Regions from separate parts of the Homo sapiens genome. Here all the other regions are linked to region 2. A link is a contact called in ENCODE Hi-C or POLR2A ChIA-PET data. All regions are on one chromosome and are shown on one strand. Each heading gives the region's core, a stretch centred on a gene start or an enhancer-like site at or near the end of the contact. The rest is flanking DNA. Distances are from core to core; before and after follow the strand shown. Region 1 overlaps RREB1 (ras responsive element binding protein 1). Region 2 holds the start of DSP-AS1 (DSP antisense RNA 1). Region 3 overlaps RREB1 (ras responsive element binding protein 1).

Region 1 (4,086 bases), core at 100-2,599, 370 kb after region 2:
CAGCTCTCTGGAGGCTTCCATCCAGCCCTGAGAACCAGCTCATGAAGAAGCTCAGGATCTCACTGAAAACCTTCCTTTAGTGAGGATTTGGGAGAAGCTGCTTGGCTTATCATACACCTCCAGAGCAAAAACCAAGGCCCTGGGTCAGAGACAAAGATCCCCATTTCTAACTCTGGCTTTATCTACCACAATAAAAAATAATAATAAATGAGGGACAGGGAGGAATGGATCTATGCAGGGCTTCCTCAGGAACAAACACACATCAGAGGTAGGCTTCAGACAGGCAAGGCCAGCCTGCAGTGCATGGCTGGCAAAACCACATGGCCTGGGCCTTCACGCAGCCCTGGATCCTAAAAGCCTTCTCTCCAGCAAACAGCAGTTGCCAAGCCTGTGGTACTTCCCGAAAAGCTCCTTGGAGGTGGTTGTGGATCACCTCCAAACCTGAGCCCTTCAGCCAGGATTCCTGGTGGCCCCGGATACCCTCCCTCACCTCTCTGCTGCTCCTGGGCAGTGAGGAGTGAGCAACAAGGGGCAGGTGACGGGGAGAACAGTTAGGGAGATGACCTCAAGGGGAGACACGCAGCCCTGGGGTTCCCTCTTACAGCCTTGGAAACTGCTCACCATCTACTACAGTTTATCTCTTAATGGGACCAGAGGGTGGAGGAAGGAAAATCAGAGGTCATTCTCACAGGCCAGGGTGTCTGCTCCTTACTCTGACTAGGTTTCAAATACCCCGCTGGTCTTGACCTGGAGCATTTTATTAGAAATAACACAAGCTACTGATGCTCCTTTTCAAAAGCAATGTCGGTTGTTCTTAGGTAAAGGAAAACTTCAATATTTTGTAAAGTGTGGGGGAAGGAGCAGCTTAATGCAGAGTAATAGGTTCCATGCAGGAAGCAGCTTCTCTTAAAAATCACTTGGACATTTAAATTATTACATTAAATATAACTTCAGCAGGGAGGCACACATTGACTGGGGAGACAGGGTCCCTGCCTACCAAATTTATCTACGTCAGTCAGATTGAGTATTTAAAACATGATCCACGGGAGAGCTAGGGAGATTTTCTGGACAATGCCAGATAAAACCATCCTGTGGTACCCCATTCTTCTTCCTGCACCTCTCTGCAAGGCTCTGTGCTTCTTTAAAGGAAGGAAATGGGGCACAGTCCCAGTGATAAGCTTTCCTGCTAGTACATGAGGACTATGAAGAAGCTGACTCCACTTCTTGTAGCTCTTCTCCAGGGAGCATGTCTTCCTGCCAGGATCTAACTACTGCCAGATTTGCAAGGCCAAGACACAGCTGCTAAATGGCAGCCATTTGTCACACAGCACCCGGCTCCCCTGGGAGGGGACACAGCAGCCCTCGGCACTCAGCTGTGGGAAGAGTTGAGTCCCTGGCCCTTTCCCCAAAAAAGCCAGACTTTTCCTAAACATTGTTTTTCAGCCTGCCTGCCAGGACCCTGGTATTTCATCACTTTCTTGCCTAACTTAGCAGAAACATGTATCGTCTCTACTCTGGGTGCCCAAGGTGGACTATGCTCTAATAAGGAAGCACCCATGCTGGACCACAGGGGCAGAGGGCCCACAGGGCACCCTCACCTACCCCCAGGGCAAGGCAGGGTTTCCTGGGCCAAGGCTAAAGATGTCCCACAGGGAATTAAGTTGAGCAGCTCCCCTGCCCTGTCCCACCCTAAGATCTGCTCTCCTGGCTTATCAGGTAGACCCAGGTGCAAGAAAGGGTAGGAAGAGGCCTCCACAACACACCTTGGTTGAGGAATTTGAAAACAGAAAAGAATGTTGCTATAAGTAACAGAAAACAGGATTCAAGTCAGAGTATACTGGAAATCTAATGTGCATCCAATTATATTTTTTCCAGAGCACCCACTTCCCTGATAACCTAGGGCACTAACACTTGTGACATAAACTCTATGCTAGAAATATGCTAGGCACTTTACATATATTTAATCCTCCCCCACATCTTGTAAGGTAATGATTAGGTTATTTGCTAGATATAGCACAGCTCTTAAAGGGCGGAGCCAGGAGTCTAGCCTGGGGTTGTCTGACTCCAAAAATCTTGTACTTTCCACTGTAGCACAAGAAGGGTCTTTGAAAAACCATTTGGAGAAGGGTCATTAGCAAGCTAGAGGATTGGGAAACCAAGTCAAGGGGAAAACTGGAAATGGCTAACAGAATGGAGACAAGAGCCAGCTACAAAAGCTGCAGGACTGGTGTGTGGAAGAGGGGCACACTCATTGCACAGGTCCACCATGGAAGGAATGAGGCACAAACAAGTAACTCTGGAGCTCCATGATTCTTTAAACCAGAGCTTTGAACTAAGCCCTCAGATGGATACAGGCCAGATAAGGTAATGAGCTCGCTGTCCCCAGGAGTCTTCAAGCAGAGGGTGGGTAACCACTAGTTAATTAAAAAGCAAACAAAAAACCCCAGTCCGGCAATGGGTGGGAGACCAGGTTAGAAGACTCTTCTGACTTCCAGATTCTGCACTTCTAAGGGGACAATCTATCTTGCATAACACTTGTCCTCTCTGCATAATACCTTAAGATTCCAAAAGCATGTGCAAGAATAAACCATTACAGCATAACTTTAAAAGCACATGACATGGGGAATCTTTTTTTTTTTTTTTTTTTTTTCAGACGGAGTCTCACTCTGTCACCCAGGCTGGAGTGCAGTGGCATGATCTCGGCTCACTGCAACCTCTGCCTCCTGGGTTCAAGTGATTCTCCTGCCTCAGCCTCCCGAGTAGCTGGGATTACAGGCATGCATCACCACACCCGGCTAAATTTGTATTTTTAGTAAAGATGGAGTTTTGTTGAACAGGCTGGTCTCAAACTCCTGACCTCAAGTGATCCTCCCACCTCGGCCTCACAAAGTGTTGGGATTACAGGCGTGAACCACCGTGCCCAGCCTGACATGGGGAGTCTTAAATTTTGGCCTGGAAATCCAGCTTGCCATCAATGGAGCCACCGAACTCTGAGCCTCAGTTCTCCTAGCTGAAAAATGAAGCTGATAACACTGCCCTCCTTACCTTACAATATAGGTTCAAAGGAGTGCTTGTTAAAATACTTTACAAACATTGTGGCATCCTCCAGCATGCGAGCTACTGATGCTACACTATTTATCCTCCAACATTCCAGGTAGTCCCTGGGATGATTCTCCTAACTCCTCAATTCACCCATCTGCTTCCCCTATTGGATTGCCAAAACCTTGAAGGCAGGAGCTCACCTTGATGGTCTTCTAAAAAAATTCCTGTCCCCGGCCGGGAGCGGTGGCTCACGCCTGAGGCGGGTAGACTGCCTGAGGTCAGGAGTTCGAGACCAGCCTGGCCAACATAGTGAAACCCCATCTCTACTAAAAATACAAAAAATTAGCTGGGCGTGGTGGCGGGTACCTGTAATCCCAGCTACTCAGGAGGCTGAGGCAGGAGAATTGCTTGAACCCAGGAGGCAGAGGTTGCAGTGAACCAAGATAGTGCCATTGCACTCCAGCCCGGGCAACAAGAGCAAAACTCCATCTCAAAAAAAAAAAAAAAAAAAAATCCTGTCCCAGCCCACAAGTTGGACAATTTAAAATAAATATAATTTGGCTTTTCCCAAATGCAATCCCCTGGCCAATGAGAACAGCTGCTGACACAGTCGCCATGCTATCTGGCGACCAGGAAATAAAAACCCCTCTGACTTCAGTTGCTGCTGAAACCAATCCTGGTCAGCTTCACGTTTGGTTAATTACGGAAGTACACACTACTGGCTGCCACAGGGATGCAGCTCTTTCTTCCCTATATTCACCAAGCTGCTTCTCTCCCAACTAACTGCAGCACCTGAATACAGCATGGCTGACACCATGACAATGTATGGTAGAAATGGGAGTGTTCTGGGACACATCTCTGAAGTGAATCTAAGTATCTTCGGTCACATTTCCAGCTTCTGGTAAGAAGCTAGGGTAAAGTTCAGTAGCAGTTTGCATAGAGTTTTAGGCAATATCCTGCAACTCTTTCACAGGCCCTGAGGTCGCCGGGCTGGCCTTTCTGACATGCTCAGGGAAAGGGTGCAGCAGCAACGGGATTCTCCAC
Region 2 (3,643 bases), core at 87-2,586:
TTAATCATCATTCACTTAGCAGAGAGCAGTGGCTCCCTTGGGCACAGAGGGCACCCTGCTTCTACAAAGTGCACGCCACAGCCAAACATATCCCTCCACACAAAACCAGAATGCCACCAGAAAAACTGCGACATGCCCTGCCTTCAGGCGGTCGCTATTATTTGAAAACGCAGAAGTCAGCATTTGTGGGCTATTTTGTAGTCAGTAGCACCACTGCAGGCTGGGTCAGGCTCGAGAGGAACCTCCATTGCCAGGATCCCCGGAAAGAATGACCGCCTCCCGACTCAAGCCCTGAGCTTGACGCCCTGCTGCCGGGCAGAGCAACATTAATGAGAAGAAAAAACATCCTTCCTCAAAGTCAGGTAATTTTTCACTTGGGTCTCTTTCCCCTTCCCAGAGAGATGTGAGACTTGACAAGTTTGTAAGTAGGCTTTAAGTTGGAAAAACAGAGCACGGGATGATACTACACAAGGAAAAAACATGGAGCCTGCCCAAAATTAAATGTTTCAATGGGGAATCCTAATAAAACATGTACCTTGATGCAGTTCATTAACCACTTAATTTATTAAAGTTTTACTCCCCTACAAAAGGTATAAGAAGCCAAGGGAGTGAAATATTCGATTAATAGTACTGATTATTGTCTATTTAAAAGATAAGAAATCCAAGCTAGCAAAAGCATAGTTATAAATAATAATCAAAATAAATACTTGGTTCATGAAAACGCCAAAAAGAGCTACTAAAGAGTCCTTCGCATTCTATTCTGACTTGGATTTAAACTGTGTGTAACCCACACATTTAAAGGATGTGCATCTCAAATCCTGGAGGACTGCGGGAGAAAATTTAAATTTCAGATTTAAATGGCTGGCAAAATTTTAAAACAAATGTAATGAAAACCCAAGTTTTCATTCCTTCTATTGCTTGGCACATTTTCCCTGGAAATCCCCAGACACATTTTGTTCAGGAAACAAAGAACTCCAAGATTGAGACAATTCTTTGCTAACTCAAAAAAAAAAAAAAAAAAAAAAGCGAAAATAGATTTTCAGGATGCCCCATAAATAAATAAATGAATCTAAGCAGAAAACAGGTTGCAACTCGAGTAGTCCCTGCCTTCAAAACTGCTTGCAAAACAAAACTCCCTGGAGCGCATTCAGGTTGCTCCTCCCAGGCCTAGGGCCACAACGCCTGGTAAATAACGTCCCGGCGCTCAGGGCCTCTTTCCCAAAAGCCCGACGTGGGAACAACTAGCAGGGGGCGGGGAGGTGGGGCGGGCTGCAAAACGCGCACGGCTCACGTGGGCATCTAGAGTCCAGCTCCCGAGACCCGGTCAAAGCAGGGACAGGATCTCTTCCCCACCCACCCAAATGACGCCCTCGGTCTGTTTCCGCTGGGATCCGGAGAAGCTGACCCTCTCACCGGGGGGTCTTCCCGGGGCGCCTAGGCCAGGGCGGGCCCCCAGCGTCGTCCTCTCCCACCCCCCCACTCCCCTGCCCACACATTCTGGATCAAAGCAGACATGCGGCCGGCGCTCTGCGATCCAAGGCACACTGGGGTCTTTCATCCGGTGTTTTTAAAAAGGAGGAAACAAAAGGCTCAGAGGCAGGGCCCCAGGTGCGCTCGCCCGCGGGGGCTGCGGCGCGGACGACCGAAGGTAACAGGCACGTCCCGGCCGAACTTCGAGACCCGGGCCCGGCAGCCGCCCCGGCGGGGAAGTTTCGTTTCCCGGACAGGGGAAGCCGAAGCGCCTCCTCGGGACAGGACCCCGCGCCGCCGGGACGCGCAGCCTTGATACAAACGTCCTTGGGTGGCCGAGGAGTCCAGGAGTCGTTGCAGTCGTGGTCTCGGGGTTACTGGGGATTGGGGGTGAGCCGGTAGAGACTGCGGAGCCCCGAGCACCACTCGGCCACCAGACAGGACCGGGGCCCCGCTCCTTTCCTCTTTTACTTTGATTACGGTTGGAGAGGTTGGGTTTTGTGGTCGCAGCCCCACCTCGCCTGACCTCCCATTCGCGGGCTGGGACAAAGGCGGCTGCAGCCGTGTCCAGCAGGCAGGGGACAGCCCCGCGCGGGCCCGACGCCCCCTCTGACCACCCGCCCGGGCTCGCGGGAGGGGAGAAAGGTACGACCGAGTCCCTGTTCGCAGGACAGGGGCCAACCTGTCCCCGCACGCGTCAGGACACCCGGTCCTGCTCCCAGCGCGGCCGGGAAGTTCTTTCGGGACCTGGGGCAAAAAAACCTTTCCACCTTCGGGACCCGAGTCTCCCAGTCGTCCAGAGGAGGACGGTCCCTCCCTGTCCCGCGAGCCCCGCAGCCCGCGCTCTCCGGGCAGGTACCCACCAGTAGCCGTCCGAGTTCTGGTCGGTGATCACGCCGCGCCGAGAATAGTACATCCTGCTGGTGCCCCCGCCGCCGCTGGTCACCTCGTAGCGCAGGTCCGGGCCAGACTCGGCGCGGATCATGCGGCCCAGAGTGTTGATCCGCGGGTGGGAGCCTCCGTTGCAGCTCATGTCGGCGGGCAATCGGGAGAGCGGCTCAGCGCCGAGGCATAAGCGAGGCGGGCCGGCGCGGAGAAAGCGGAGGGGGCCAAGGATAGGCGGACGGCCGGGGAACCGGGCGGGAGTGCGGAAGGCTCGCGAGGTCGCTGCTCGCTACCTGGGCCCTCCCGAGGCCGCTGCGAGCGCGGAGACGGCGACGGGCCGGGGGCAGGAGCGGGAGGAAAGCTGTGGCTCGGAGGGCGGCAAGGGCGCAGAGGAGCTGCGTCGGAGCTGGGTGTTGGTGTTGGTCGGCGGCGGAGCGAGTCTCCTCCCCGCTGGCACTGGGCGCCTAGGCCACACCTGGCCGGTTTCTTCCCAGGGTGGGGTGCGGCCGCCGCGCCTTCCCCGCCCCCCCGCGGGTGTCACCGACGCGCTCCGGCCGCCCCTCCCCACCTGCGCCCGCCGCCCGCGACTCCGCCCTGCGCCACCGAGGCCTGAGTAACACCGGGCGGGGCGGGGGCGGGGTCCCCGAGACCCAAGCGCCCTGGGCGAAGCCACCGCGGGGAGGACCTGCGCTCGCGGGGGCTGCTGCGCTCTGCGCTGGGGCCTCTCGGGCTGGGAATGCGTGGCCCGGCTTTTGAGGATTTCCTCGGTCCCCGGGCGGAAATAGCTGGAATGGAGGGGCCTCTCGATTGGAGACTTACTGGTCAAATATTTACTTTTGTTGATCACTGGAAACGCTACCTACCACGCATTGACTAGGACCACAGTGAGGAGGGAACGCTTTAGATGATAGAGTTTTGTTTGGGGGCTTTTTTTTGTTTTGTTTTATTCCAGGAATTCAGGAAATTGCCCCAGAAGTCCGATTTCTGATGTGTAAAACCTTTTTTTACAGAAAACCACGACTTCCTGGAAAAGTCTTCACCGTAAATATTAATCTCTTTGGCATGAAGAGGAAAACACTGCAGCTAATTTTTCATGGGATAACAAAAATATAAACTGCAATTTCTTTTATTTTTTCCCTTTCGATGGTCTTTTTAAACGAGGAGTAAAGATTTCAACGCCAGGTCCATTTTCCAAATTTTGTACCAGAACCTTGAGGATGCTTGTCTCTCGCGCGCTTCTCCGCAGACCGAACCCTCTCCGGAACTCAGAGCTGTTCACCCAAGTCAG
Region 3 (3,883 bases), core at 971-3,470, 410 kb after region 2:
CCGCATTCATTCCTTCAACAAATACTGACTGAGCACCTAGTATGTGCCAGGCACTATGGCAAGCGCTTGGGAGGCATCAGTGAATAAAATGCTTAAAAAGAACAAAAAGTGGCTGGGCGTGGTGGCTCACGTCTCTAATCCCACCACTTTAGAAGGCCAACGTAGATGGATCGCTTGAGGCCCAGGAGACCAGACTGGGCAACACAGTAAAACCCAATCTCGGCTGGGCACGGTGGCTCACATCTGCAATCCCAGCACTTTGGAAGGCCGAGGCAGGTAGATCACCTGAGGTCAGGAGTTCGAGTCCAGCCTGACCAACATGATGAAACCCTGTCTCTACTAAAAATACAAAAATTGGCCAGGCATGGTGGCGCATGCCTGTAATCCCAGCTACTTCGGAGGCTAAGGCAGGAGAATCGCTTGAACCCGGGAGGCAGAGGCTGCAGTGAGCCGAGATTGCACCATTGTACTCCAGCCTGGGCAACAAGAGCAAAACTCTGTCTCAAACAAACAAACCAAAAAAACCCGATCTTTACTAAAAATACAAAAACTAGCTGGGAGTAGTGGCATGTGCCTGTAGTCCCAGCTACTTGGGAGGCTGAGGCACGACAATCACAGGAACCCAGGAGGTGAAGGTCGCAGTGAGCCAAGATCACACCACTGCACTCCAGCCTGGATGACAGAGGAGACTCTGTCTCCAAAAAAAAAAAAAGTCCTCAAGGAGCTTAACCTATAGTACATTATCTCCCTTTCTTCCCCCATTTAAAAATGGACAAAGCATTAGAAAACAAATCCAATAGAAGCCATCAGCTTTGGCCGGGCGTGTGGCTTACACTTGTAATCCTACCACTTTGGGAGGCAGAGATGGGAGGATCCCTTGAGGCCAGGAGTTCGAGAAGCTATCAGCTTTGTCAGCCCAAAAGTGGATATTTTTACTTAAAAAACAAATGCAGAAGTGAAAAGATGAAGAGCACTTGTATTGGAGTACACTGGCCTGGGTTTGAATTCAGACTCCCTCACTAACTAGCTAGAGTAACCTTGGGCAAGTTATTTAAACTAAGCCCCAGCTTCCTCATCTGTAAACAGAAATAACAGTGAACTTTTAAGTTGATGCAAAGATTAAATCAGATGAAATACAGACTGCAAGAGGTATAATGCCTCCTGTACATTAAGTTAGGTAACTGAAAAGATTAGGGTAACCTCCCCAAATGCCACCTTCCAAATCTGCAAAATGAGGATAATTATACCAATTTAATAGGACTGTTGTGAGGACTATGAAGATAATGCACAGAAAGCATTTACCATGACTGGCATACGATGGTACATATTTGCTTCTTAGAAATGAGTATTGGCCGGGCGCGGTGGCTCACGCCTGTAATCCCAGCACTTTGGGAGGCCGACGTGGATGGATCGCAAGGTCAGGAGATCGAGACCACAGTGAAACCCCGTCTCTACTAAAAATACAAAAAATTAGCCGGGCGCAGTGGCGGGCGCCTGTAGTCCCACCTACTCCGGAGGCTGAGGCAGGAGAATGGTGTGAACCCGAGAGGCGGAGCTTGCAGTGAGCCGAGATCGCGCCACTGACCTCCAGCCTGGGCGACAGAGCAAGACTCCGTCTCAAAAAAAAAAAAAAAAAAAAAAAAAAAGACATGACTATTAACAGTCAGGAGCAGTGGCTCACGCCTGTAATCCCAACACTTTGGGAGGCCAAGGTGGATGGATCATGAGGTCAGAAGTTTGAGACCAGCCTGGCCGACATGGTAAAACCCCATCTCTACTAAACATACAAAAGTTAGCTGGGTGTGGTGGCAGGTGCTTATAAGCCCAGCTACTCGGGAGACTAAGGCAGAAGAATTGCTTGAACCCAGGAGGCAGAGGTTGCAGTGAGCCAAGATCACGCCATGGCACTCCAGCCTGGGTGACAGAGCAAGACTCCATCTCGAAAAAAAAAAAAAGAAATGACTACTAACAAAAGTAAATGGGGAGGGTAGGCATGGCAGCTTTCACTAGTGAACCCCATGACTAAAGCTATAGAGAAACAGCTGGGAAAAGCAATTCTGGGGAAGAACACTATGCCCCCAAGACCAGGCACCAGGCAGAGACTCCCAGCAGACAGTTTGCCCACACAGTGGGATCAGATGCAGGTGGTTGTGAAATGACAAATGCAACCAAATCTGAGTCACCCAGGGTGACGTCCAGAGCGCGTGGATTATGGCAGCCTTGGCTTCGGTTGCCTCTCTTTCAGGCGCTTCCAGCTTTACCAGAGGCCTGAAAGAGCAAAGGAGAGGAATGGAAAGGGATTTACTACTACTACTTTGCAGGTTTTTAGAGGAAGGAGTGTTGGCTATGGAGGATAAAAATGATTTGGAGGAATTATCAGTAAAAGTCATTTATCCAGACTTGCTCTTGCCCCCAGTGAGGGCAGGTGAAGGCACTCCTTGTCTCCTTTTGGGCTGAGGCAGAGAACAGCAACAGGCAAAGACAGCAAGACTCCAAAATTGAGTGAGGGAGGGGAGAGTCAGTAGAGTGGGCTCAAGTGCCACACTACAACACCTGGGACAAGTAGGTTCACCAGCTCACGGTGCTCTGGGCCAGGTGTGCTGACTGACCCGTAGCTCCACTCAACAGACTGCTGGAAAGCTCTTGGCCCTACCTTCAGTAAACCAGAGGTCTTGGTATATACACCCGTCTACCAACATTATAAACAAGATAAATCAGTTCCGTAAACAAGCACCAAAAAGGGGCCTACCAGACCAAAGGGACATGAACCAAAACCTTCTATGTCAGGGCTAAAGTGGAACCCAGGTTCCCTGCTGCCCGGCTGCACCTTTCCGACAACAGGATGTTACCCCTCTCGAAGGTGGCTCACCTGGAATTGGTAACCACAAAGTCAAATATCAAGCAAAGTATGTGATTCAGCTTTTCAACAAGTCTATGGCTGTAAAGAAATAAAGCTTCGCTATGTGTGTACATCACTGCAGTGGCTTTAGGCAATTCAGATATCCTGGGTGCTGCCTCTTGGTTCATCCTGTACGAGCTGCCATGGGAGGCACTCTCTGCCTCAGGCCAAAAAGCAAACAGTGAAGTGAGCCACGGCAGTCACCCAAAGCACAGACACACAAACCACATGCCCACTGTTGAGGGTGTCTCCAAGGCCTAAGCAGGCCAACTGTGACTTCTCTACTCAAAAACTTTGGACTCCCTACCACTTAAATTAAGAAGAAAAGGTCAAATCCTGCCCCACCTTCCACCTTGCCCCACTATCCCTCCAACCCATCTTCTCAGACACCTTCCTCAACACCAAATTACACTGTAAACTCAAAACCAACCTGCTTTCCTGCTGGGCTCTCAGCCCCTACTTGTGCTTTTCCTAGAAGTGCAGACCCACTCCTGCGAGCTTCTGTGAGCCTTGGCCTTCCCATGGGAACTTGGCTCAGGGTCCACATGGCATAAGAATTCCTTTCATAATGTCAACTCCCCAAAGGCAAGAAACACCAAACTCCACCATGCCTAAACCTAGCATAGCAATTGCTCAATTAAGGATATTTCAGATGAAGCTGGAGGTATTCAAATAATGTGTTAAGCTCAAAAGCATAACTTTTTTTTTGAGACGGAGTCTCACTCTGTTGCCCAAGCTGGAGTGCAGTGGCCCAATCTCAGCTTAGTGCAACCTCCGCCTCCCGGATTCACGCAATTCTCCTGTCTCAGCTTCCCGAGTTGCTGGAATTACAGGTGCCCACCACCACACCTGGCTAATTTTTCTATTTTTAATAGAGATGGGGTTTCACCATATTGGCCAGGCTGGTCTCGAACTCCTGAACTCAGGTGATCTGCCCGCCTTGGCCTCCTAAAGTGCTGGGATTACAGGTGTGAGCCACCACGC

Evidence for each region. A loop is a pair of places that touch in the nucleus more often than their neighbours do. ChIA-PET counts read pairs that join two places held with the same protein, here RNA polymerase II (POLR2A).
Region 1: a loop to region 2 is called in a map of HepG2, with 2.5 times the contacts of the local background. The contact joins the enhancer-like site here to the promoter of DSP-AS1 in region 2. A Hi-C loop is called at or near these places in 1 of 168 maps with a recorded cell type or tissue (HepG2). POLR2A ChIA-PET finds 5 or more read pairs at or near these places in 3 of 52 experiments (CD8-positive, alpha-beta memory T cell, HEK293 and Panc1).
Region 3: POLR2A ChIA-PET joins it to region 2 with 10 read pairs in WTC11. The contact joins the enhancer-like site here to the promoter of DSP-AS1 in region 2. POLR2A ChIA-PET finds 5 or more read pairs at or near these places in 2 of 52 experiments (GM12878 and WTC11).

Annotation. Positions count from the first base shown.
Region 1 is chr6:7,166,819-7,170,904 of GRCh38, reverse strand. The region is part of intron 1 of RREB1 (ras responsive element binding protein 1); the gene reads right to left. Among named protein-coding and RNA genes, the nearest start is that of RREB1, 61 kb to the right of the region's middle. RefSeq lists enhancers at 936-1,435, 1,436-1,937. Within about 2 kb of position 1,349, at least 13 of the 41 ENCODE cell types and tissues checked have a DNase peak (open chromatin) inside an H3K27ac peak, as active enhancers do.
Region 2 is chr6:7,540,776-7,544,418 of GRCh38, reverse strand. It overlaps DSP-AS1 (DSP antisense RNA 1), which reads left to right and starts at 1,336. Exons shown (of 2, transcript NR_183331.1): 1 at 1,336-1,373; 2 at 3,366-3,643. It overlaps DSP (desmoplakin), which reads right to left and starts at 2,748. Exons shown (of 24, transcript NM_004415.4): 1 at 2,334-2,748. The coding sequence starts at 2,503.
Region 3 is chr6:7,128,693-7,132,575 of GRCh38, reverse strand. The region is part of intron 1 of RREB1 (ras responsive element binding protein 1); the gene reads right to left. Among named protein-coding and RNA genes, the nearest start is that of RREB1, 23 kb to the right of the region's middle. Within about 2 kb of position 2,220, at least 15 of the 41 ENCODE cell types and tissues checked have a DNase peak (open chromatin) inside an H3K27ac peak, as active enhancers do.